Linked DNA regions of Homo sapiens: region 1 is linked to region 2. Evidence: read pairs that join two places in POLR2A ChIA-PET (ENCODE). Cell type or tissue: OCI-LY7. All regions are shown on one strand. Each heading gives the region's core, and the rest is flanking DNA. Links, peaks and the distances in the headings are about the cores only. Region 1 overlaps NR5A2 (nuclear receptor subfamily 5 group A member 2). Region 2 holds the start of LINC00862 (long intergenic non-protein coding RNA 862).

What was found. ChIA-PET counts read pairs that join two places held together with the same protein. Peaks named below come from ENCODE experiments on the same cell type or tissue, not always from the same donor. Only the 100,000 strongest peaks of a DNase experiment are listed, where the experiment ranks them.
Region 1: POLR2A ChIA-PET joins it to region 2 with 13 read pairs; 2 of 35 experiments call an interaction of 5 or more read pairs at or near these places.

Annotation. Positions count from the first base shown.
Region 1 is chr1:200,142,566-200,155,213 of GRCh38, forward strand. The region is part of intron 7 of NR5A2 (nuclear receptor subfamily 5 group A member 2); the gene reads left to right. It also overlaps the pseudogene LOC100420255. Among named protein-coding and RNA genes, the nearest start is that of NR5A2, 120 kb to the left of the region's middle. RefSeq lists a silencer at 3,777-3,836 and an enhancer at 11,041-11,110. In OCI-LY7, for the core only: no CTCF peak of the experiment used is centred there; no DNase peak of the experiment used is centred there; H3K4me3 peaks cover 176 bases; H3K27ac peaks cover 365 bases.
Region 2 is chr1:200,368,140-200,380,787 of GRCh38, forward strand. LINC00862 (long intergenic non-protein coding RNA 862) reads right to left here and starts at 5,653. Exons shown (of 5, transcript NR_040064.1): 1 at 5,508-5,653; 2 at 4,954-5,030; 3 at 2,907-3,026; 4 at 526-732. RefSeq lists enhancers at 4,007-4,537, 5,934-7,133, 12,633-12,648. In OCI-LY7, for the core only: CTCF peaks have their summits at 9,111 and 9,341; DNase peaks (open chromatin) are centred at 6,012, 6,862, 9,332 and 10,253; H3K4me3 peaks cover 4,020 bases; H3K27ac peaks cover 3,495 bases.

The sequences.
Region 1 (12,648 bases), core at 2,284-10,283, 230 kb before region 2:
TCACCCAGCCTAGAATGCTATGGCATGATCATGGCTCACTGCAGCCTCAAACTTCTGGGCTCAAGCAATCCTCCCACTTCTGCCTCCCACATAGCTGGGACTGCAAGTGCATGCCACCATGTCTGTCTTGCTTTAAAGATTTCTAATAGACCTGTTTTCCCATTAATGTTTAAATTTGGCTTCTATTGTTTCATTACGTATCTTTTAAATTTTTTCATTTTTTCCTTTTTAATTAATCAATTTATTTATTAAGATTTTTTTCTTCTTGCCTTGTCTTATGGCACTGATATCTTTCTTTTTAGATGAATAATATCTCTATTTCTCTCTTAAACACCTCAAGCAAACTGATTTTGAGGTTTTTGTCAGATTCTTCCATAGAAATAATTTCTTCTGGAGTGAGTTGATGTTTTATTTTTGCTGACTTTTTCCTTAGCAATATATATCTTGCTGTATATGCTGTATGTAAAAAGTGTGTGTGTATGTGTGTGTGTGTGTGGTTTTTCACATTATTAGTTGCAGACTTACTTTGAGTAAGACTTTTGGTGGCTGCTCTTGTTTCCGTCTCTTTCTCCTGTCTTGTGTTTTCTTTGCTACACACACTGTGCTCACTCCTCTGCATTTAGCATTTCTGTATTAGCTTCTGTCTGACTCTATGAGATCCTGAGTCCAGAGGCAAGTCCTATATGGTGTTTAGGCTTCTGCACTGTGGTCATACTGAAGATACTTTAGATCCAGTCACAGAGGCAGTGGGGGCCCTGCTTTAACTCCCAGTCCGGGGATATATTTTTGCCCTGCTACCTTGCCTAGTTCCACAGCTTACCAAATCTATAGCTTGGGCAGTAAATTAGGATTAGTTTTGTTTTTTTTTTCCCCCTTCTTTCATTCCTTCTAATAGCCTCCTTTTACAAAAGGAGTGGAAGTTTGGAACTCCTGCCCCAGCCCTGCGCCATGCTTTACTTTAAGCAAGACCTAGCTCTGGTTGCCACATGCATGGTTGCCACACTTTAGGCCCCAACACCCTTCAGAAGCTGGACTCCAGCTACTGTTCACTGGACTCCAGCTATTGTTCATAATTTTTTTTTTTTTTTTTTTTTTGAGATGGAGTCTCACTCTGTTGCCCAGGCTGGAGTGCAGTGGTGCGATCTCGGCTCCTGCAACCTCCGCCTCCCGAGTTCAAGCGATTCTCCTGTCTCAGCCTCCCGAGTAGCTGGGATTACAGGCGCGCGCCACCAGGCCCAGCTAATTTTTTTATTTTTAGTAGAGACAGTTTTCACCATGTTGGTCAGGCTGGTCTCAAACTCCTGACCTCATGTTCCACCCACCTTGGCCTCCCAAAGTGCTGGGATTACAGGCATGAGCCACCATGCCCGGCTACTGTTCACCGTTTAAATCCTGGCCACTGCTCTGCATTTCTGCTCTGTTTGTGACAGAGATGTTGACATTGTTTGAGCCTAGCTATGTCCTTTTCTCTCCCTTTGTATTTTTCTGTCATTGATATGTTTGTAACAGGAAGAGTGCACCAAAATGAGAATTCACCACAATATTTTGACAAGAAGCACAGCATAACTCTTCTGTTTCCAAAGAGCCTGAAATGTTTGAATCCTCCCATCACCACCAACCACCACCGCCACCATCATCCCAGCACTGTTTCTCTCTCTCTCTCTCTCTCACACACACACACACACACACACACACACACACACACAGAACAACACTCAAGGCCAGGATCTCCTAAAGCCTTGTGCCGTGGGTCTCCGGTCTGCCTTTCCAAGTTTGTGTCTCACCATTCTCCTTGCCCATGTCAGCACACTGTTGCCCAACAAACTGAGCAATTTGATCTTCCTGGAGCCTATTCTATATCTTACTACTTTGGGGCTAGTTTGTGTTCTGCCTCTCTTCTTGAAATGCCATTCAAAACAACCCCCAGTCTTTCAAGCTCAGACAAACTCTTCCTCTATGGAAAGACCTATCAAATCTGCCATTTGGGAAAGAATTTCCCTCTTCTATTAACCCATTACATTGTTTCCAATTTTTATTACATTTGCCATGATCAAAATACCATTTTAAAACATCTTACCCAGTCTCAAACACTTAACATAGTCTTATACTGAAGATGTTAACTGTTTATTAAGAAACTCTTGTGTACTAGATGCTGTCCAAGGCCTTTTTAGATACATCGTTATCTCATTTAATTCCTTCACCAATTACGGTATGAGGTGAAATTTGCTCATTTTACAGATAAGGAAATTGAGCGTGAGTAAGTCTTACCCAGGTCCTTATGAAACTAGCAGATTCCTAAGACCTCTCTGAGACCTACTAAATAGGAATTGCTAAGGATGGGGCCCAGGAATCTGCATTTTAACCACCTCTTTATATGATGCTCTAGCACTCCTACTGTTTAAACCTCGTTGCTCATCAGAATCATCTGGGGGTTGAGGGAGGTGGCTTAAAAATATTCAGAACTGGGCGGGCGCAGTGGCTCACACCTGTAATCCCAGCACTTTGGGAGGCTGAGGCAGGCGGATCACAAGGTCAGGAGTTCAAGACCAGCCTGACCAATATGGTGAAACCCCATCTCTACTAAAAATACAAAAATTAGCCAGGCGTGGTGTCACGTGTCTGTAGTCCCAGCTACTCAGGAGGCTGAGGCAGGAGAATCGCCTGAACCCGGGAGGCGGAGGTTGCAGTGAGCTGAGACTGAGACACTGCACTCCAGCCTAGGTGACAGAGCAGGACTGTCTCAAAAAAAAATTTTTTTTAGAACTACCAAATTGGAATTTCCAGAGTAATGGCAATTTTTTTTTTACCAGTTTCTCAGATGAGTATGAAGCAGGTGGTTCACCAATTCCTGTGTGAAATATACCTAGGCAAATGTCAGAAACTGGTAGGCCATTGATAGAATTTGTGTGTGTGTGTGTGTGTGTGTGTGTGTGTGTGTGTGTGTGTGTGTTATAAAGGTGACTCAACATTTAAAATCAAGAGAATCCACATAAAATATGAATTCCAGTTTCTTTCTAAAAAATTAGAAGGTCGGGTTACACTAGGTTCTTATGTTGCAGGTTTGTTTGATTATTTTTTAAAGGCAGGGTCTTGCTCTGTTGTCCAGGCTGGAGTGCAGTGGCAATGGCCATAGCTCACTGCAGCCTTGAACCCCTGAGCTCAGGCAATCAGCCTCAGCCTCCTGAGTAGCTGGGACTACAGGTGCATGCCACCACACCTATAGGCTATCATGTTGCAGGTTTCTAGGTGCCTTGATACTTTGATGTCCCTAATAATGAAAGTAACTGCAAGAAGGGCAGTCAGTTTATGCCTGAACATAAGGAAAAATTCATATATTAGGAGAACACTGTACACAGATATAAGTACACCAGATAAATGAATATAAGCTTTACTAAAGATTCATTACCAAATACAATTTTACTCTTCAAAAATTTTACTTATCAAAAATTTATTGAAGATACCTCATAATCTCTTCCCTTTAATAAAAATTAAAATGTAAATGAAATAAAATTATAGGATTCCTAAATATTAAAGACTACTAAGTACAAGAAACAAGATTAGTAAATATTAACAAGGTTACTAAATATCAACCATGAGATTCTTGAGTTTCTAATTTGCCATTCACTTGCAGAAGTTCACCTGTGAGTTTTGCATTGGTAGATAAAGAAATTCATCTACCTGCTACAATTGGCCTCAGATTCTAGGTGAATCTGATCTGTCTACAGCACTCCAAATATAAAGAAGAAATAATGATAGTTTCACTTTCTGTAACCCTACTCAGTGGATTCTGTTGCTCTACTTGTTTAGCTGTAACTACTGTCAGAAATTTTCTGTGGAGGCCAACACAGGATAGTCGGTTTTTTAATGTGATACAGTTGTGATTGTAACAGGCTGTATAAATAGCCATCAGTGGGTACCATGGAAACCACCTGGAATTCTTTATCTCTGTCCTAGAAAGTACTGGAGCTTTTGTACAGCAACTGAAGACATATTTAAGATCTTTCCAAGTAATAAAAAAGGTCTTTGTGCATTTTAAACATTAAATAAAATTAAATCACAAATAATTATTAAATAGCAAATTACTAGGTTAGGCCCTTTCTCTAGCTCTCTGGGAATCATGGTTTTCAGACCTATGGTTCTCAAACTGGGGCTGGAAGTCAAAATTAATGAACAAATTACCCCAAATATTCTTAGTACTTTCAAAAATTTATTTGGAAATTACACATTTGTCTGCTATAAAGTTGCAAAGGCTAAATAAGTTTTTACTGATTAAAAATTTACATAATAATTTACTTATCAAAAAATTACATAATATGACTCATATTCCCTTGTAAGGATACATAAGGATAGAGAACGGAAAATGTATCCTTATGTATGTATCCTTATCCTTGTATCCTTTTTTTTTTTTCTGGTTCCACTTTGTTTTTATTCACTGAAACCAATAAAAGAGTTGAACACAGCAAAACTTGGAACAACAAGGAATTAACTGGGTGGCAGCAAAGGGCACCAAAAGAAAAGATAAATTGCCCAAAATAAATAAGGGCTGGTGAGGAAAATAAAAAATGTTTCCGAAAAAAGTGGGCTGTGATGCAAGGTACTGTGAGATAAAGAAGCAATTGTTTCACGCAAAAAATAGAGGGGGGCACCTCGCTGAAGCCAGCGAGGCCGCTGCACCACGTGGTGTCAGGAGACCTTAGCAATGGCCCAGGTTCGCTGGCTGCATCTGCTGTGCCAGGCGCCTACTGTGCGCTCCTCTCCTCATCCAGCAAAGCTCGGCCTACATGGAGGTTTGCTGACTCCCCCAGGCCACCTTAGTTCCTCTCGGAGTCTGTATGGGTCTGGGCGAGATGCAGGCAGCTTATCTGTTTATGGGGCTGCCTCCTCCAGTACACGGAGAGCTCTTTGAGGCAAGGGACAATTTGATCTGTTTCTTCATCCTTAAAATTTCTGCTGCTTTTGCTGTTTCTGTGATTTCCTTGGTTTCTCCATTGGTGTGCTTAAAGCGATCTCCTCTACACGAACGCTAGGGCAGAGCACATTTTCGCACAGGCAGCGCCGCAGCTTGCCCTGGATCTTGTCGATTGAGTTGAAGTCGGACACGTGGAAGACATGGGTGGACTTGGGCTCCGAGGCGATCTCCTCCAGCTCCTCCCTGAGCGCCTCTCCCACGTCCACGGTGAAGACGCGGATGCCGGCGCGAATGCCGGCACGGATGCCGGCACGGTGGGCAGCCGCCGTGGCGTCCAGCACCAGGTCCTGGCTGCAGCCATTGGTGAGCAGTATGGCCACCTGCTTGTAGGCGCAGTCCCCGGAGCGGTGGCCGGCGCGCGGGGAGAAGCTGCGGGCTGTGATGTGGTGCAGCGCTTCGCCGGTGTTGGTGTTGCCCTGTGGTAGGCGATGCATCGGGCGGCCGCCTTGACCTCCTCCCGCGAGCCGAAAACGCCCAGTTCGAAGGCCACGTTGGGCAGGTCGCTGGAGCGCACGGTCCCCATGCAGTCGGGGCCCGCCTCGAAGGTATCCACCAGGTTGACTACCCACTGCTGCACCTTCTCAAAGTCCTCCTTGCCCACGCTGGAGGAGGTGTCCAAGAGGAAGACCAGATTGTAGTGGACGCTTCTGCAACCTGTCCGTTGGGCCTATCAGCCGCCGCCCCGACTCCACAGCGGCAGCATCCAAAGGAAGCCGGCCACAGCATTCCCTCGGAGGGCAGCCATGGCTCTCCTGTTCTTGGGGACAGGCTTTTCTTGGCCATTTAGGCCAAGAAAGACGCAGTTAGGGCCTACTGCAGCATGGCCTAGCAGGGAGGCACTCGGGCTGCCAGCAGGAGTCCAATCCTGGGCCCAGGCCCACTGGAAGCAGCAGCTGGGAGAAGACACCAGCCCCAGGCAGCCCCCTCCTGGGGGTCACCTGCCAGCAACTCGCCCACTCTCCCCCCAATAATCTCACAAACTCAGACTCTAGACAAGACTTGCAGTAAGTCTGGAGGCTTTCCCCAGGCCAGGGGGCCAGAGAGGATACATACATAAGGATATGTAGGGGAAAATTAGTCAAAAATAAAGAAGTTAAGTGAAGCGCAAATTTGAGGGAAAAAAACTTTTAAATAAAAATCTCCCTGGTAAACTTCAAATTCACTAAAATCATTTCTATGTGGATGATTTTCTCTTTTCTTTAATATATTTTAGTAGCTAAATAATCTACACAAATGAGATTTAAAAATTGAACTCCAGACAAATGGAAACGTGAAGGATCCTATGAGCATTTCCTGTCCTTATAAGGGTGGAGGTTTTTTCTTCTTCATCTTTTTGTCTCCAACTCCTAGCCCAGTCTTTGGCATGCGGTACTTTTTTTTTTTTTTTTTTTTCCTTTGAAACCAAGTCTCGCTCTGTCACCACGCTGGAGTGCAGTGGCACAATCTCAACTTAAAACAACCAACAACTCTTGGGTTCAAACAATTCTCCTGCCTCGACCTCCCGAGTAGCTGGGATTACAGGCACCTGCCACCATGCCCAACTAATTTTTGTATTTTTAGTAGAGACAGGGTTTCACTATGTTGGCCAGACTGGTCTCAAACTCCTGACCTCAGGTGATCCATCTGCCTCGGCCCCCCAAAGGCTGGGATTACAGGCATGAGCCACCTCACCCGGCCACACGCAGTACACTTTTAGACAGAGTCTACTTTGCACTTCTTGGTGCTGTTTACTGGCACACATATTCAAAAGAGTGACCATGGCTGATGAGTGTGGGTCGCAATAACTGATGCGTGGCCAAAGGTGTTTCCCACAACAGTTGGCTTTGATTCACCGTGTATCTTCTGCACTGGCTACCGTGTAGTTATGCCTTGCCCTTCATGGGTCCTGGGATTACTTGACTGCTGCCGAGGCTAACAGCCTCTTTTTTATTCTGATTGTGACCCATTATATTAGTCTGTTGGCCACTGACTCACTAGTACTTGGAAGCAACCCACAGCTATGTTGTCACATCCACGTATTCCCCTCAACACGCAGCAAATTGGGGTGAGACCAAGGAAAGGCCCATGCACAAAGGAACCTGACAGCTGTCAGCAGTAGCACCTGAGGCCAATTGTAGGCGGTAATAGCACACACTCAGAAAACCATACGCCAGCAGTGTGTGTGCATCACAATGCCGGGAGTGCACATATTGTGGGCTCCTCATCAACAGGGAACTCATCCTGCATTGCTTTTATATCCCAACTGTACTTAGCACAAGACTAACCATACAGTAGGTATCTGTGCCTATAATGATTTCACCAATATTTCTACATATGAACTACTATTCATCATTTAGGGTCTCACTAAATGTTGCTTCTTTGAAGATATTTGCTTGAATCCCCTATGGCATTTTGTAGTTACCTCCATGCAGTAATGATAATATCCAAGTCATTCGTTCCAGAGTTTATATCACTTATGTAAAGCGTATAACTCCAAAGCTTTGCAATAGGTGTTCAAGCAGCATATAATGGATGGATGGATGGATGGATGGATGGTTGGTTGGATGGATAAACATTAATTGCTTAGAAGCCAAGTGGAGCAATTTGAAGGAGCACTCTCTCCTATACTTCTTGTTTTGTTATGTCAATTCATGAAATCCCCAGAATGACACATAAAAGGAAACCAAAATCAAATTAAAACTTATGAACCTAAACCATCTTGTGTCATCCTTGGTAGACATTTAGTGGAGGAAATATGAAATTGTACTATTCATTCAAGGAGTTAATAGGTAAACCAGTTTATCCATCACTAACTTGTTTTTATAGCATCAACATGGTGTAAAGACAAAAACAATCTTGAACTCTAGTAACTATCATCTATATTTAATGCCTCTATGCTACAACAGTAAGACTCTGGATGATTATCAGTACCACTTAGAATTAGAGCTTCTTGTTAAATAATTCATACATTTGATGGGGAAGAGCTTCAAACAATGCTCAAAGCTCCAGTAATTAATGGGCTAATTACGAGATGCTTGTAAAATGGCTTAAACACTGAAAGTTCAGTGTAGGTATAATTGTTTTAGAGTTAACCCTGTGTATTTAAATGTCAAAAAAAATATTCAGTGAAGATGAGTAGAGGGTTGGGAGAGAGAAGAGAGATCATAAGATATCACACCAGTTTAGAAGTCTTCACTATTGATTTAAGATTTCTAAAAAGGCTCTGGAAAGGCAGAATGCAGGCCTTCCTAATGCCCCAGGCATTTTCCAACCATGTCTCTAATCACATAAGAAGAACATCACCCATGAGTCATAGGACTCTGGGTACTCTTAGAGGTCAGAAACCGCTGCAGTGCAAGTCCTTTCAGCCTAATCGCCTCTTCACTAGCAACGCCCAGGTTCCACAAGAGTGCTCTGTTTCATTCCAGGACCCGTGGGAGTTAAGAATTGAAGGTAGTTGATTTTTTGGTTGGTTCATTTGTTTGTTTTTCCTCCCTGTTGTTTGCTGTTCTCAGAAATGACCTGCTCTCTGAGCTTTCTTGGAGTGTAAGGCATTTCAATTCTAGAAAGGTGGGGCTGGGAGGAAAATGGTCTCCTTGACTGCAAACCATCTAGCTGAAATGTCTTTCACTCATCCCACTGGAAGGGGGAAAAAAAGCCTTCTTTAGAAGATGAAACATTGTCTTGTGTCTTTTAGCATCGTTCTGGGCAGTCAGTCTGTTAGGACATATTGGGCGATTATAGGACTGTCTTTTTAGAGAAAGCCATGGGTTTCAAGTTAGCAGGAACCATCTATCAATTCTTAAGATTATGCCATGATTTACTGTCAGAGCATCATGTATTCTGATTTTCTGCCTCCCATGAAACATTGTGCTTTCCTTTTCTATTGATGTATCAACTATAATAGTTACAAGCAGCTACAGAAAAATCAATAGCGAGCTTTCATTACTGTGTACATCAAGTAAAGAGCCCCCCGCTGCAAGAGCACAACTTGTTAGATGCTCACCATGGAAGGTGTACAACACTCAACTGTTTTTTTCCCAGACTGCATTAGAAAAATCAACTATAGAAAAATTATAAAATAGTATCATATTCTACATGGAAGCACAGAGACCCTATAAAATCTCTCAAAGGGAATGGACAGGAGGCATTATCATGTTTCAAAATGAGCACAGCATTTCCAAAGTGAATATAAAGGTATTTAATGCGATTCCTACGTGGTTTTTGTTTCTGGTTTTCTTTTGCATTTGTCTTCTTAAGGTCATCAGGATAGTGGGAGGAAATACTGAATTAGTATTTACTAGATTGACTGCGTAAGCAGAAAGTCACCACTGGCTGAAGTGCATGCTGCAATAGTCATGCGCTCAACACCCAGCCAAGCAATGAGGACCCTAAGAACTGTGTGAATACAGAGTAATATTACCAGGGTCTTAATCAGATCCAGGAGTCCCAGACATACATATGCAAAGTTTTATTCTCTTTCCAAGCACATGTTGGAAAAAGAAAAAGACTTAGGATTTTAAAGCAACAAATACCTTTATTTGCCTTTGGGAGCACATTAGCTACCAATTAGTGCATGTAAATTGAGACTGCTGAAAAAGAGAATGTATGAACTGATAGTCTGGGTGGGGGACTCTCAAGGCCTCAGAAGTTCTCTAGCATTTCAGCATCAATTTGGGCAACATAAAGAGATTTCCAAAGCAAATCCTAACAAGTCCTGAATCTGAACCATGTACAAATCATAAATCCCATGGAATTCCCAATCTTAACATGTGCAATGAATGTATTCAGATCTATATATTTAAGTAATTAGTTCATTACTTTCTGATAGTTATGATCTACATAAAGGTTTTCCATATGTTACTGTTATGATCCAAGTCCAAACTCCAGTTATTTTTTATCTTTAGAGATAATATATTTAGCAAGAAGGCAAAAACGTGCCTGATAATTTTTATGTTCATATAAGAATGTTAAGAAACTACAAAAATGTGTTTTGAAATATTACAGTAACAAACAGGAAACAAACTAAAACCTTGAGTACCAGGTTAACTTCCCCAAAATACCATTTTAAAATACTGATGAATTTGAACAAGTGGTTTGATTTTTGGGCATCTGTTTTGTTTTAGGGGAAGGGAGGAATATTTAAATGATAAAATTTTCAAATATCCCATTTTTTTCATAGTTTTCCCAACTTTTGTGGATTTTTTTTCTATTTCGTTTTTCTATGCACCCAAAAATTATGTGAGAATTTTGCATTTGCCTTTGACATTCTAACAACAGAATGAACTGCCATTCAGCTATGGTCACTACATTGAGAGTTTAATGCTCCAAAAGGTATGCTCTGCAAGGACTGTGAAAAGATTAATTAGTCTTTGCTGGTTTCATCAGAGGATGCTGAGAAACTGGCAACAGGCTCTCTCCTGCACCACAGCCCAAGAGGAAGATCCTCTTTTCCCCAGCAAACCAGGTAGCAATGACATCTGCAAGGTTAGCCTTTCTATTTGCCAGTGTCCCTGACAATTAAAACAGTGAAAATAATTCATGCATTGCCAATCTTAATTACACTCTTGCTTTCGTTTATTCCTTTTGCTACTTTCCTGGCTGGTGTTTTGCATGTTACTTATATGCAGTAGTACTTATCTAAAGCCTACTTTAGAGTAGTTGTCCTTACAAGAAATGGAAGTCTAAGTAGAGTGGAATAGCATTTGGATGATTACAGATTCTCTGTGAATTCAGCTAACACTTTCCTCAAGGTAGCACTCATGCTCCTGTTAAAAGTACATTCTTTCCACATGCTTTTTTCACATAGTTAAAAAGAAATCCTTCCATGACATACTGAACCCTAATACCAAATAAGCTGGTGCTTCCCCTGAGCCACATAGGAGAATGTTGGCTCTGAGAATGTCGCAGCATCCCTGCACTGCTGTGATGTGCAGTCAACAGAGGGTACGAGCTCTGGCAGAAAACCCAGAACAGGATATTATGCACAGTAGGGGCTTTCCAACCCAGCTGTTCCAAGCCCTATAGGGTCAAAATGATGGGGAAATCCAGAATGACAGTAATTATGCCATCAACCTTACGGCTCCCTGCCAGAGAGGTTGCTGGTTAGACATCTATACATCTAGTAGCTGTTTAATACATTTTTTAAAACAGGTATAGTGAAAGAATGCATTTTAAGCAGGAATTGAAAATGTACTAAGAATGAGACAATAATGTATGAGCAAGTACTTACTTTGTTTCTTACTTTAGGTAAGAAAAAATAAAAGGAAGGAGGAAAGGTATGGAGGGGGAGATAGAGGGATGGAGGGAAAAGAAAAGGAAAGAGAAGTAGATAGAAAATCAAACACAGATGAAAGCAAAGACAATTATGATTATAATTATTTCATTCCCTAATCATGTAAGATTTGAATTTTCTAATTAAGAAAAAAGAACAAAATTAGTTCATATGTCAAAAAGAGGATTCTAAAATTGCACTGACATAAATGTTATTCTGTGATTCAGTTGCATTCTTAAATTGGTGTGTTATTTATGCAAATTATGGTAAGAAAAATAATTTTGGATATTTTTGTTTTACAAATATATTTTTCACTTTCACCACATTATTTCCAGAAGTATCTTTCCTTCCACAGGGGTTCCCTGTCTGCTCTTGCTTCCTCCAGCTCCTCAATATATGTACCTTTCAGGGTTGTTTCAGCAGTCCTGAAGTTGTGTGTGTGTGTAAGCATGATTAAGAGTACTTTTGTGGGAGTGTGCTATTGCCAGCCTCACAGATGGTGTTATTTCCTGTGTTAGACTTCCTACTTACTGATAGCTGGGCTCACACTTGACATCCTCTCTTAACTGCCTCTAGACCAAAACATGCAAAGTCTTGCAGTGTGGGAGGGAACCTGTGGCTGTGCATTGGGTTCAGTTGATAACAATAATCACCAGCCCTGATGAGTCACCAGAGAGCAATGGGGTGATACTCAAGTACCAGAGAGATGGTGGTGGTCTCTGGTGGCCCCACCACTGTCCACCACTTGCAAGTAGATAAACTGGTCATTAAAGGAGCTGTGGAGAGCCAGATGCAGTGGCACATGCCTGTAGCCCCAGCTACTGCAGAGGCTGAGGCAGGAGGAACACACAAGGCCAAGAGTTTGAATCTGACCTGGGCAACATAGTGAGACCCCTATCTTTAAAAATAAAGAAATAAGTAAATTTTTAAAAAGAAAGGCATTATGAGAGTTTCAGCAGAACATTTAGGAAGGGTCTTCTAGAGATAATGATGGACAAGTCAGTAAGCTGCTTGTTCACACACTAATGTCCAGTTCATGTTGACTGCTATCTACCCACGTCTTCTCTTCTGGCACCTGCCTTAGTGGCTGGAAGCTCTCTCAGAAGCTTAAAAAGATGCTTTTATTTTACCTACCCAACAAGGTTTCTACGCATTCCAGCCTCCAAGGAGGGGTGGTTCCCCTTTGTGAACTGAGATTTAGGAATATCTATGTTTACAACTCCGGGACTAAGATTCAATAAAGCTTCAGGAGGGTGGAAGTGCAGCTTGTGAGGGCAAAACTTTAGAATCCAGTGGACTTCTTAAGGTCATCTGAACAGTGAGAGTAAGTACTAGGCTCTTATCCCACTTCCACCACCAACCAATGCAGAAGTGGGATTAAGATTGATAATCCTGAGATAGCATTAAATGTTTTGATACAGGCATG
Region 2 (12,648 bases), core at 2,374-10,373:
GCTCTGTTCTAAGCCTTTTAAGTACATTATCCTATTTAATCCTTACAACAACCCAATGAGGTAGGTGCTGTTATTATCCTCATACTAAAAATAAGGAAACTTAACCACAGAAATGTTAAGTAACTTCCCCCACACAGCTAGCAAGCTGGCACAGAAGACCCTGACTCAGACAGTCTAGCTTCAGACAGCCCGTGCTCTTCCCCGCTGCACAAACTGCCTCTCACTGTCTGTGATAAATGCTCCTATTAATAGAAAATGAGTTCAAGAAGGAAAATGCGATCAACAGTGATCACAGTGGTTCAGAGCACAAAGGCTTCATCTAGAAATAATTTTAAGTGCTTGGTCTTTGCTATGTTACTACTTAAAGTGTGGAAGCTTCATAGAGAATTGGTCAGTAGCCCCAGATTCAAGTGTCAGCTTCGCTATTCTCTAATTTCGTAACCTGCGGACAGACAAGTAATGACCTCTACGAACCTTCATTCTTTTCACCAGTAAGGTAGGTCTAATACACAACTCCAAACTTACCATGAAGATAAAGAGATTCAATCCACATACATGACAATCTCTAGCAGACAATGTTATCTTCAGGAGATGGCTGATGCTGGGGAAAGTTTCCCAGTACAGATAGCACACCATGACGTCTTCGTAAAAAGATGAAGCTCAGAGCAGGTGCAGCACTGAAAACAGGACACTTTAGGTGACAGCCTACAGACTGCTATTCTGAGAAAAGATCTTCAAGGGGTAGAAAAAATCACTTTTAGAACTCCAACTGGTCTTATCAATTTTTAAGGAAAATTAAATTTGTCATATTTGCCATTGTGAAAATCAGCTCAAATATACAACAGGAAAGCTTATTTCACTGAAACTCAGTTCATTCCAGACTCAATAAAAAATGACAGGCTTCTTCTGTGTTCTACCTTTTCCTCCTCTACTTTCCTCTTTCCAGACAATAAAGTATTGTCCCTTGTGAGGTAGAAACAAAACAGCAACATGAAAACAAATTCTAATAGCTCATGGGAAGGACAGACATCATGATCCCAAAGTGCTATGTTAAATGCCTTAAGAGGCACCACTACTGTGCAATGGTGGTCCAGAAAGAGCGCGCCCAGCCAGCTGGATCAGGAATGATTATGAAGAGAGGATTTGATCACGGCTTTACAGGGCTTTAAAGGGCAAACTACGGTTTCCTGCAGTGGCTTTGGTAGAGAGCATCCACAAGGCCCTGAGAGGCATGGCTTTGCCTGCCTTTGTCTCCTACAGCATCCACCACTCTCCTAGCCCCAACTGCCAGCCACAAGGGCAGCTCTGCTCCTCTCAGGATCCTCTGAGGCCACCCCTACATGCAGGGATCTGCACTTGCTCAGGATCAGAAATACTTCTGGTCTGTGAATGAGCTTCACACTGCTGGTCTCAAGGGGAATATAACCTTCTCTGTAAAGCCTTCGCTGAGCACCTGCCCCTCTAAAGTTCCCACCTGGACATGCCCCACATCCACCCCCGTCACTCCTCCACACAAACTCATTAACATTCTATTTTACTTTCTTTATAGTACTTATAAAGTACTATGGAAAATTATCGTGCTCAATTTTTTTACTGGATTATTTTCTGCCCATCCCCATCCTCTGCTAAAAATTGTTAAGTCCCATAAATGCCTAGATATGGTCTTTCTTTTTCACCCTTATATTCCCAGCACCTGGCAGGAAGTAAAGAGCTCAATAAATATTTGTTGAATCAATACAGGAATGCAGAAGAGCATGATCAAGTTGCAGAGGCAGAAAAGTAAAAGCTGAGTTTGAGAAAGTGGTAAGTTGCACGTTCTGGTCCAGCTGGGCATGGATAGATGAGGTGGGACAGGTTGCTTGCAGAGGACTTGGGGCAGTTTGGACTGAGTAGATAGTGCAGAGCTTCTGAGAGTGTTTGACCAGGCAAGGCCCTGAGCAGTGCTGTCCTTAGAAAGGATTAGGCCAGCAACTATGAATAGGATGAACTGAAATAAAGCTAGAAAGCCCAGGGAAAACCATTTGTTACCCCTAAAATTGGCAAAGATTAAGAAGTCTGACAAGTGTTGGAAAGTATCTGGGGAAACAGTTTTCCAACAGTTGAAAATCAATTTGGTAATATCTCTTAAAAGTTAAATTGTGCATATTCAAAATGTAGCAATCCTGCATCTAGGAATCAAGACTAAGAAACTATTGCCTATATATTAGTGAAAAAAATATAAACAATCATATATTCACTAATAAATGGACTGATAAAATGTGGTATTATTTATGCCATGAAATGCTAGACAGCAAATAGCCGGGTGTGGTGGCTCATGCCTATAATCCCAGCACTTTGGGAGGCCAAGGCGGGCAGATCACCTGAGGTCGGGAGTTTGAGACCAGACTGGCCAATATGTTGAAACCCCGTCTCTACTAAAAATACAAAAATTAGCCGGGCTTGGTGGCAGGCGCCTGTAGTCCCAGCTACTTGGGAGGCTGAGGCAGAAGAATTGCTTGAACCCGGGAGGCAGAGGTTGCAGTGAGCTGAGATCGTGCCACTGCACTCCAGTCTGGGTGACAGAGCGAGAGTCTTTCTCAAAAAAAAAAAAAAGAAAAAGAAAGAAAAGAAATGCTAGACAGCAATTAAAAATAATGAATATATATATATAGATGGGTGTGTGTGTGTGTGCACGTGTGTGTGTGTCTGTACAAAAACATGGCTAGACCTTAAAAACAATGCTCAGAGAAAGTAAACAAATCATATAACAGTTGGCTGGGCATGGTGGTTCATACTTGTAATCCTAGCATTTTGGGAAGCAGAGGCGGGAGGATCTCTTGAGGCCAGGAGTTTGAGACCAGGCAACATTGTAAGATCCCATCTCTACAAAAAAAAAAAAAAAATTAGCCAAGCATAGTGGCACAAACCTGTAGTCCTAGCTACTTGAGAGGCTGGAGCAGGAGGATCACTTGAGCCCAGGAGGTCGAGGCTGCAGTGAGCTATGATCATGCACTCCAGCCTGGGTGACAGAATGAGATCCTCTCTCTCTAAAAAAGAAAACATTTATGTATATTTAAATCCATAAAACAATACTACATATTAACTATGGGTACATACAAATATATATAAAATATTAAAAAGTATACAAACTGAACATGGGCTCTGGGAAGTGAGGACAGAAGGAGGAAATGGACTTGGAATTAATATTCAAAGGCAACTTGATTTTATCATCAATGTTTTGTTTTATTTCTTTAAAAAAATTGAAGAAGATATGACAAAAATAATAACAGTTGTTAATTTTGAATGATGGGAATATAGTAGCGTTTACTGGGAATCAGAAGAGAGATGCTAGTCACAGATGGAAAAACTAACAGGATTTCAGGACTGGGTGGGTTAGTAGAGGGTATAAAGTTGCCAGAAAGAACGAAGAATAAAAATTATATTCTTTCTTTTCTTTAACAATGAGAGGCTAGCCACACCATTAAAAGAACTAAAAAACAATGAGCTCCACTTTAGAAAGGTTTGTCTTATTAATGAGACAGCCAAATCATGGCCAGCAAAAAGTCAGAATTCAAAAACCCAAGCTGGCACTGACAAGCTATCCTGCAAAAGTAAGGAATAAAATAGGTGCCTCATTCAATATCCTCAAAAAAAAATTTTTAAGACTTTTTTAAGGTCCATAGAGAGTTCACTTTGTGTATTTGGCTTGTTTACAACATATATAGAAACCCAACCACAGTGTCCTATACTCAACAATTGAAAGTGAGGTTACTAAATTTTAATACACATTTCTAGAAAGCCTGGGGGTCTGACTCTGAAAATAAGCCATTCTAGTAAGACAACTTGTTAAGAGTTTCCTTTCAGTAAGCAACATCGACTAACAGAGCAAACAATGATCCAAATTTACACTGTTCGAATTAAAATTTCAAGCATTAACCTCTATTTTGAAATCAATCTCCCTGTCTTTACATAAAGATTATCAACTTCCAATTATCAGAAGAATGCAGCTTATCTTTATTAAAATGTACCCCCCCAATATTTCATGATATTTACATGTTTGCATAGTACTTTCCTATCCTTTTGTAACATGTTTTGCAACTCCTGAAAAGTCAATAGTCTTAGCTCTTCTCTAAAGGGGGAAACACAAGAGACTGAGTGACTAGTTCAGGGTGACTCACAGGCAGAGTCAACATTGGAACTCGGAACACTGAGCCTGGCATTCCAAGTTCCCAAAACCTTGAGGCTCTTGCTAATCCCAGCAGAATTTTCTTCTTTACAGGGCTGTGCTTCTTTGAGGCCTCTGAGACTAGAATGTTAGTGTCCAAAGCTTTCTCTTTCAAAAGTAGTCAATAGTCAGAAATAAATGTTGGCCTGCAAGTTCAATCTTTTTCTTTTTTTTGAGACAGGGTCTCACTCAGTTGCCCAGGTTGGAGTGCAGTAGCACAATCATGGCTTACTGCAGCCTTGACCTCCTGGGCTCAAGCGATCCTCCTGCTTCAGCCTTCCAAATAGTTGGGACCACAGGCATACCCCACCACACCCAGCTAATTTTTAAAATTTTGTAGACATGATGGTCTCACTTTGTTGCCCAAGTTGGTCTCAAAGTCCTGAGTTCAAGGGATCCTCCCACCTTGGCCTCCCAAAGTGCTGAAATTACAGGTATGAGCCACCGCTTCTAGTCCATCTTCACTTTTTAAAAGGCATAGCTAAACTGCATTGATACAACCTAATGATCTCCCTAATTAATGTAACTTTGCTGGTAATTGTTTTTTTAGAGTCCTCTGTTTAAGATTGGGTTAAATTCAAATCAAATGGTACTGTTTAAACTGTTTGCTGTTTTTTGTGTTTGTTCCCCGTTAGTGCTATCTTGGACATGCTGAGCTTCTAACTGCCACAGGGCTGTTTTGCTACTACTGACCTTATAAAGCCAACAGTTAGTGACTGTGTATATAAGGATTTAAGAGATTATTTTACCAGAATAAGGTTGCTTTGTAGCCATCCGGTGTAAATGGTGTTTCTTTCCATTAACAAATTGAAGAGCTCTTAAGCACCTGAAATTAAATAACAGCTTAAAAAATAAATTAATATACAAAAAATTTAGGTTTACTGACAATATCAGATTATTTCCCATTAAAAAAAATCACCCAACTCTTTTTTCTGATGCCTTTCACGTGGGACTTCAAAAAGCTTTTCCAAATATTTTCACTATCTGTAGTTCTCATTCTAATTTTGTAAATTAAAAAAAAAAAAGAGCCAAATAACTGACCCAAAGTTATGCAGTCAGTTGGTAGTAAAAGCCAAATAAGAGCTCAAATTTAATCTAGTCGTTAGAATCTGCCACAGTGTCCTCTTCGCTAAGTTGTACTACTGCCTCATTTTATTTCCCTTAAAAAATAATTGTTTGCATATCAGTTAAACTGGTCACATTGAAATATAAAACACGCCAGTATTATCAAGAGGTCCTTTCTTAAAGCAACAAAATACAATCACCTTTGTGCTAAAAATAAGCTATAAAAATAATTGTGTACCTTATAAATTTATCTACAAGTTTTAGCCTTCATTATATTCATTAATTAAACTGCCATAAATCTTCCTTTCCTATTGCTAAGATATTCTTAAACTTGCATACAAAGCACCAAAATGCACATCAGCCACAACACACACAAATTCATCACTCAATCTCGGTCCATTACTCTTGCCAAGGTCAGTATAGAATATTCTTGAAATTTTCACTTGTAGAATGAATAGATGTTTTGTAAGGATTATCTATTCAGGCAGAAAAAAAGGGGGGAGGGGAAGAACACAAGAAACAATTAGCTATTCAACTGGTACTGAGCAAATTCCAAGTACGGAATCCTTTGTTTGTTTTTATCTTGTTTTTGTTTTTCTTACCTACCTTGGGACTCCAGTCCACGAGAAGAAATACATCTTGTGAGATTTTTGTACAGCCTTTCTACAAACCTCCGTAGAGAAGGAGACGTTGTTGTCAGTTTTGGCTTCCTTTTGCAGTCAGGGACTGGGACCCAGAGTTATCTATTTGCATTTCAACACCCTTCTTTTGTTTTCGGTCCCACAAGAGGCTCAACCAGTTCAAAAGCAGGTAAGGCAGTTAGATCATTGTAATGACCCTAGAAAACTCAAAGGAGAAAACTTTTGCAAACAATGTGGTTATTTTAGCAAAAAACTACTACTTATTTCATCAGTCAAGCCTACAGAGCTCAAGCTAGACCATCTTGTTAAAAATTTACCTTAGGTTGTTCTTAATTCTCTCTGTGCCCTAGAGAGAGAAGAATGATGGTGGAAAGCAGGGTTAGAGAACAGAGAGGAGGAGAGTTCTGCATCCAGAATCTCTTCTGAATAAACAAATATCGCTAAAATATCCAAATATTCACAGGAATTTACAGGTCACATTATTGCATTTGATTCTGAGAGCAACAGCCTCTGTCATTTCTGCTGAAGGAGCATTCCTATATAACTCTAACAAAATTAAGAGAAAAGAATACTTTCTAGGTGGAGAGAGTTGGAGAGGACGGGTAAAGGTGCAGCCATCCCAGTGTCTGAAGGACACTCAGACACAAATGCTGCTGGTGTATACTTCCTGTCACACCCACTCAGATGACTACATGGTCAAGATTCCAGAATGTGATCCCGACGACAGCTTTCTAAGCATTTAATATTCCAAGAGGCATCAGCAGATAAAAATGTGCAGAGTTGCAAATTTTTAATAGAAAAATCCCCCAGGGTCTATGTTGAAGGTCAGTGTTTGGGAAAAGGCTATATTATAATGGGGCTATGGAGTCACAGATTAGAGACGGAAGGGACCATAAGGTTCATTTCCTCAAGGTCCGTGGTTACACAGCTGGTTTGTGACAGGCTATGAGCTCTCTGGGGTCTCAATCTCACGCTCTTGAGCTTTTGGTTACCAAACCTGCTTAGATGAGATCCACAGTGAGGTTATATTGTAAAAATTCTAAGACTTGGCAAGTCAGCCTATAATGAAGATATATATGCATAGACTTCAAAGGACTGACCTTGTCATCACCTACAATAGCTCTGCCGCAAGATTACTGATTCAGGCATTCAGCTTTTGGATAAGCATCTTTCCTTCCAACTTGCATGACAACAACTCCAACTGCTCTTAGAAATATTGGGGCCTCCAGTCTATTGATCCATCTGCTTTCTCCCAATTCATTAGCCTTCAGCTGTTTTCACTTTCCTTCTTACTCAATTTTTATTCCATGGTCTGTTATTACTATATCCTTTTTGCCAATCCCTTAAACTCCCTTCCTCTCTGTTTTTTCTACAAACCTATCTAGGAAAACGACAGCCCTCATTGAACCCCGCCATCTCCTTTCTCTTTGCTTGCACGCAACAGTCAAACTCTGCTGGAGGTGATCAAAAGCGTAGATAGGTTCATCATCACCAACTTCTTATGGGCCCTCAATACTAACAACTACATTTTTGTTTTATTTTTAAGAAATGGAGTCTTGCTCTGTCGCTTAGGCTGGAGTGCAGTGGCATAAACACAGCTCAACGCAGCCTCCATCTCCTGGGCTCAAGAGATCCTCCTGCCTCAGGATCCCAAGTAGCTGGGACTATAGGCACAAGCAATCATGCCCTGCTCTAACAACTGTGTTACGTTTCTTTTTTCAACTTATTTTCCAAGAATTATTTGAAACTTTCTCCATCACCCGCAAGCTTCCAATACACCCATCTTTCTCTCTTTACTCCTTCATCTTCTGCTTAGATGAGGATTCTCTAGATCTTTTTCCACCCAGATCCCTGCTTTCCCTCCTGCTTCAAGGTGAGTGAGACTCCTCCACAACAAGGGAAATCCCTTCTCTTTGGCCTTGTATTCTCTTCTCTCATCATCACCCACAACCTTTTTGTCATTTTTTTCTCATATCACATCATTTTCATCAGAAAAGCCTATTGGTTCTGCCTTCAAAATATATCCAAAATCCAATAATTTATCATCATCATCACTCCTACCCCCTCATCGAAGACATGGTCATCTCTCATCTAGACTATTAATGGTCTATCAACTTTCACCATTGCCCCCTTACAGTCTATTCTCAACAGTGATCTTTCGAAATCATAAGTCAGAGCATGTTCCTCCTCTGCTTAAAACCCTCCAATGGCTTTCTATTTACTCAGAGTAAAAGCTGAAGTCCCTACAAAGACCTTTAATACCCTACCAGCACTGTCCAGTAGAACTTTCTGTGGCAATGGAAATGATCTACATCTCACTGTCCAATACAGTAGCCACTAGCTACATGTGGCTACTGTGCATTTGAAATGTGGCTAGTGCAATTGATAAAATGAATTTTTAATTTTTAAAATTTTAATTAATTTACATTTAAGTAGCCACTTGTGGCCAGAGGCCACCATATTGGAACACTCAGCTCTACAAGATCTATTCCCCATCCACCCTATCCACCTCTTGCCTGAGCCTATAAAAGCCCACAACACACTATAAAAACTCCTTTGAAGTCAGATGATGTCACTCCTCTGCTTAAAAATCTCTATAGTTTCCCATTTTACTCAAAAGCCAAAGAAAGTCCTTATCTTGATTTACAAGGCCTCATATGATCTGGCCACCTCACCCATCTCTCTGACCTCAGCCTCTAGCTTAATCTCTTCCTTGTTGACTCCACTCCAGGCACAACATTGCCCTCCTTAGTGGAACACATCAAGTATGCTATTGCCTCAGGGCCTTTGCTCATGCTGTTTTCACTGCCTGGAACATTCTTTTTCCCAATATTCATATGACAAACTCAGAGCTCCTTCACTTCCTTAGTAAGCACTCTGCTACAAGTGTCTTCTGATGAGAGGCTGATCTGACCTTACTTGATCTGAAAGTCCTATCCAAAACAATTCCCTCCCACTTGATCACTCTCTATCTCCATACTCTGTTTGTTGTTGTTGTTTTTAAGTAGAGAAGTAGTCTCACCATGTTGCCCAGGCTGGTCTTGAACTCCTAGGCTCAAGTGATCCTCTCACTTTGGGCTCCCAAAGTGCTAGGATTATAGGCATGAGCCAACATGCCTGCTCTCTGCTCTTTCTTTATAGCACAGATCTCCATCTATGTTTCTTTACTTATTACTTGTCTCCATCAGCAGGGGCAGCATCTCTGTTTTATTCACAGCAGTATCCCTAATACCTGAAACAGTACCTGGCTCAGAGTAGGGTCACAAACACGCACACACACACACACACACACACACACACACACACACACACGGCTGAATTTGATGAGTGAATACACATGGCCCTATGGTGCCAAAGACTATTTACAAGTCTCAACACTGGTCTACAACCCAGCACTCTCCTGCTGCTATTCCCTGGGGAGAGGTTGGGACTGGGTTCCTCTCTAAGTATAGTATCCTCACTTGCAAGAGGGCAGCTGGGTGCTTAAACTGTATCAGCTCTAATCTTCACCACAATCCATTTTACCAGTTTGGAAACAGACAGGTTAAGTAAACTACTCAAGCTCAGCTAGAGTGACCCTCACCCTGTTTCTTATGAAGGGGTTTCCACAGTCAATAGAAAACTCTTCTACAGGCAGCTACAAAGATATGCATTGAAGTGACCACATAGCTTCATTATAAATCTCTTTACTGATTCTATGCCTTCATAGGGAAAAATGAGAATAACTACTTTTATAACAGACTAAATGAAAATTAATTTCAGAGAGTTTATAGAAAATGGCCAGGTGCAGTGCCTCAAGCCGGTAATCCCAGCACTTTGGGAAGCTGAGGCAGGTGGATCACTTCAGGTCAGGAGTTTGAGTCCAGCCTGGCCAATATGGTGAAACCCCATCTCTACTAAAAACACAAAATTTAGCTGGGCATGGTGGCATACGCCTGTAATCCCAGCTACTCAGGAGGCTGAGGCAGGAGAATCATTTGAACCCAGGAGTCAGAGGTTGCATGAGCCAAGATCGCGCCACTGCACTCCAGCTTGGGCAACAGAATGAGACTGCCTCAAAAAAATAAAAATACAAAATACAAAAAGAAAATGAATGTTATTTCCACTTTCATTTTTACTCCTCCCCTAACTGGCCTAAGTTTTTCTTACCAAATTGCCATTAGATTTTCAAAATGCTATGCTAAATAAAATACTGTTGGCCTTCATGTTTGAAAATGATGTTGCTGAGAGTGCTATTTTTTAAGCTAGAATTTTTACAGTCAGCAAATAAAGTAATGGTCGGTAAATTCAAGACCAGTTCCACAGAATAGATTGACTTCCTTTTAACCTGCTGGGCAAGAGTGAATGCTATTTTTTTTTCTATGTTTAACATATTCATGAGGAGCAGGGATAGAGTAAGTACATTCAAGCCACAGGTAGTCAAAATAATTTTTTGCCATTGGTTTTAATTATATATGCCATGATATCTTCTGGTAGAAATGACAAACTATAAAGATAGGTTTGTGCTTCACATCCTATTCTTTTCCATTGTTGCCTGACAGAAGCCCCAATGAATAGGGAAATTACATCCTTGGCTACAAAAATGGGCATGCAATTAGAATCATCCAACGGACAAAGAACCTAAAAAATTTTAGGGATTTTGGCACTCCTGTTTCCAATATCTTTGCTTCTTAGAAGGAAAAAACTCAAGTCAAGCAATTTGCTGCAAAGCACAGACACTGTGACACATTCAGCAAGGACCAAGGTGTCCTAATTTCCCTGCAATCAGTGTTTTCTTTTTTTTTTTTTTTTTTTTTTTTTTTTTTTTTTTTTTTTTTTGAGATGGAGTCTTGCTCTGTCACCCAGGCTGGAGTGCAATGGCATGTCTCAGCTCACTGCAAGCTCCGCCTCCTGGGTTCAAGCGATTCTCCTGCCTTAGCCTCCTGAGTGGCTGGGATTACAGGTGGATGCCACAACACCTGGCTAATTTTTGTAATTTTAGTAGAGACAGGGTTTCACCATGTTACCCAGGCTGGTCTTGAACTCCCGACCTCAGGTGATCCGCCTGCCTCAGCCTCCCAAAAGTGCTGGGATTACAGGCATGAGCCACTGCACCCGGCCCAGTGTGTTTTCTTCGGAAACCAATGATTATCCTCCAATTGGTCTGGAAGAGAGAGAGAATCTCCACAGAAAACCTGCATATAACTCTTCTGGCACTGTTCACAGTTAAGAATTGCAAATTACTTTACAAAATTACTTCTCTCAAAATACCCAGACACCTGGCCACAGACTGCCAACCTAATACTAAAATAGGCACCTTGATCAGCTCACGCTGTGACTTTAACCATTCAGCTGCATTTGACCACAGCGACAGATATCTTTGCCAAAAGAAATATGAAAAACTCTGGGAGCTGATTGCAAAATTGGGATTGGTCCAAACTTTTCCAAAGTGATGGCTCTGTTGTCTGGAATGTCTCACAGCCAGGACATTTTTCTCAACACGTCAGCTCTATATAATGAAAGCAATAAGAAGAAAATCAGATGTGCACAGAGCTTTTCTCTCTCTGCCTAATATGGGAATAATAATTAACTGTCCAAAAATGTAAGCACTGGCTCATGGCTGATGATTCACCTTTAAAGTTGTGCAAAGAAAAAGGCCAAACCTTTTGCAAAGCATGTATCAGTCATAAAAATGTCTACTTCCTTTGACACAGTAATCTTATTGCTGGAAACTGATCCTAAGAAATGATCCAAAAGAAAAGATGTTCACTACAAAATATGAATCAACCTAAATGCCCAATAATCAGAAAAATGTTAGCTATAGTACATGTTTCTAATGAAATACTATATTATCATTAAAAATAAATTATGAAGACTGTCACAATATACAGAAAATAGAGGATGATATTAAATTGAAAAGCAGAATACAGATGATATATGTGCATTATGAATATAACCATGTTCAAATATATTTGCACAGAGGAAAAATGGAATAGCAGTATTATGGGTGTTTTTTCTCTTTTTAACATTTTGTAATGTTGATCTACTGTTTTATATGTAGAGAGAGAAAGGGTCTCACTCTGTTGCCCTGGCTGGAGTGCAGTGGTGCAATTATAGTTCATTGCAGTCTCGAACACCTGGGCTCAAGCAATTCTCTCACCTCAGCCTCCTCAGTAGCTAGGACTACAGGTGCCAGCCATTGTGCCAGGCTTGTTTTAATCTTTTTTTAAGTTATGTACAATATTTCATATTCCTTTCTATACAATAAACCAGCACATAAATAATTTTTAAATTATCTAAAATAGCTAGCTCATTTCAAATATTTGTCCTTTAAAAATTATGAGCAGGACACTTGCCCAACATTTGACAACCAGCAGAATATCCATGCCAGTTTTGCTTCAACCCCTCTGACCACTCCAAAGTCAACATAGATTCACCTAAGCCCAGAATATAGTCGGATCAGAAAGGCACATGGCTCTGCCCCTGAAAAACTCCTGGCTCAGGCCCTCCCCTAAAGAAACCAGCCAGGTGGTTCCATGGGGATCTGGGTCCCGAGCCTCTACTACTATTTCCAGGGAAGACCTGGTTTGTGAAAACCTCTGGGTCTACTTCCTGCAGCCACCCTTGTGCTCTGGAAGGCAAGTAAGCCATTTCAATATGGACTTTGGATCCTGGACCCAAAGGTAGAAAAATACACAGCTATGAGGCCTTTGTTTTGATGTTTGTTTCTCAAAAATGGATTTTTTCACACCCAGTACA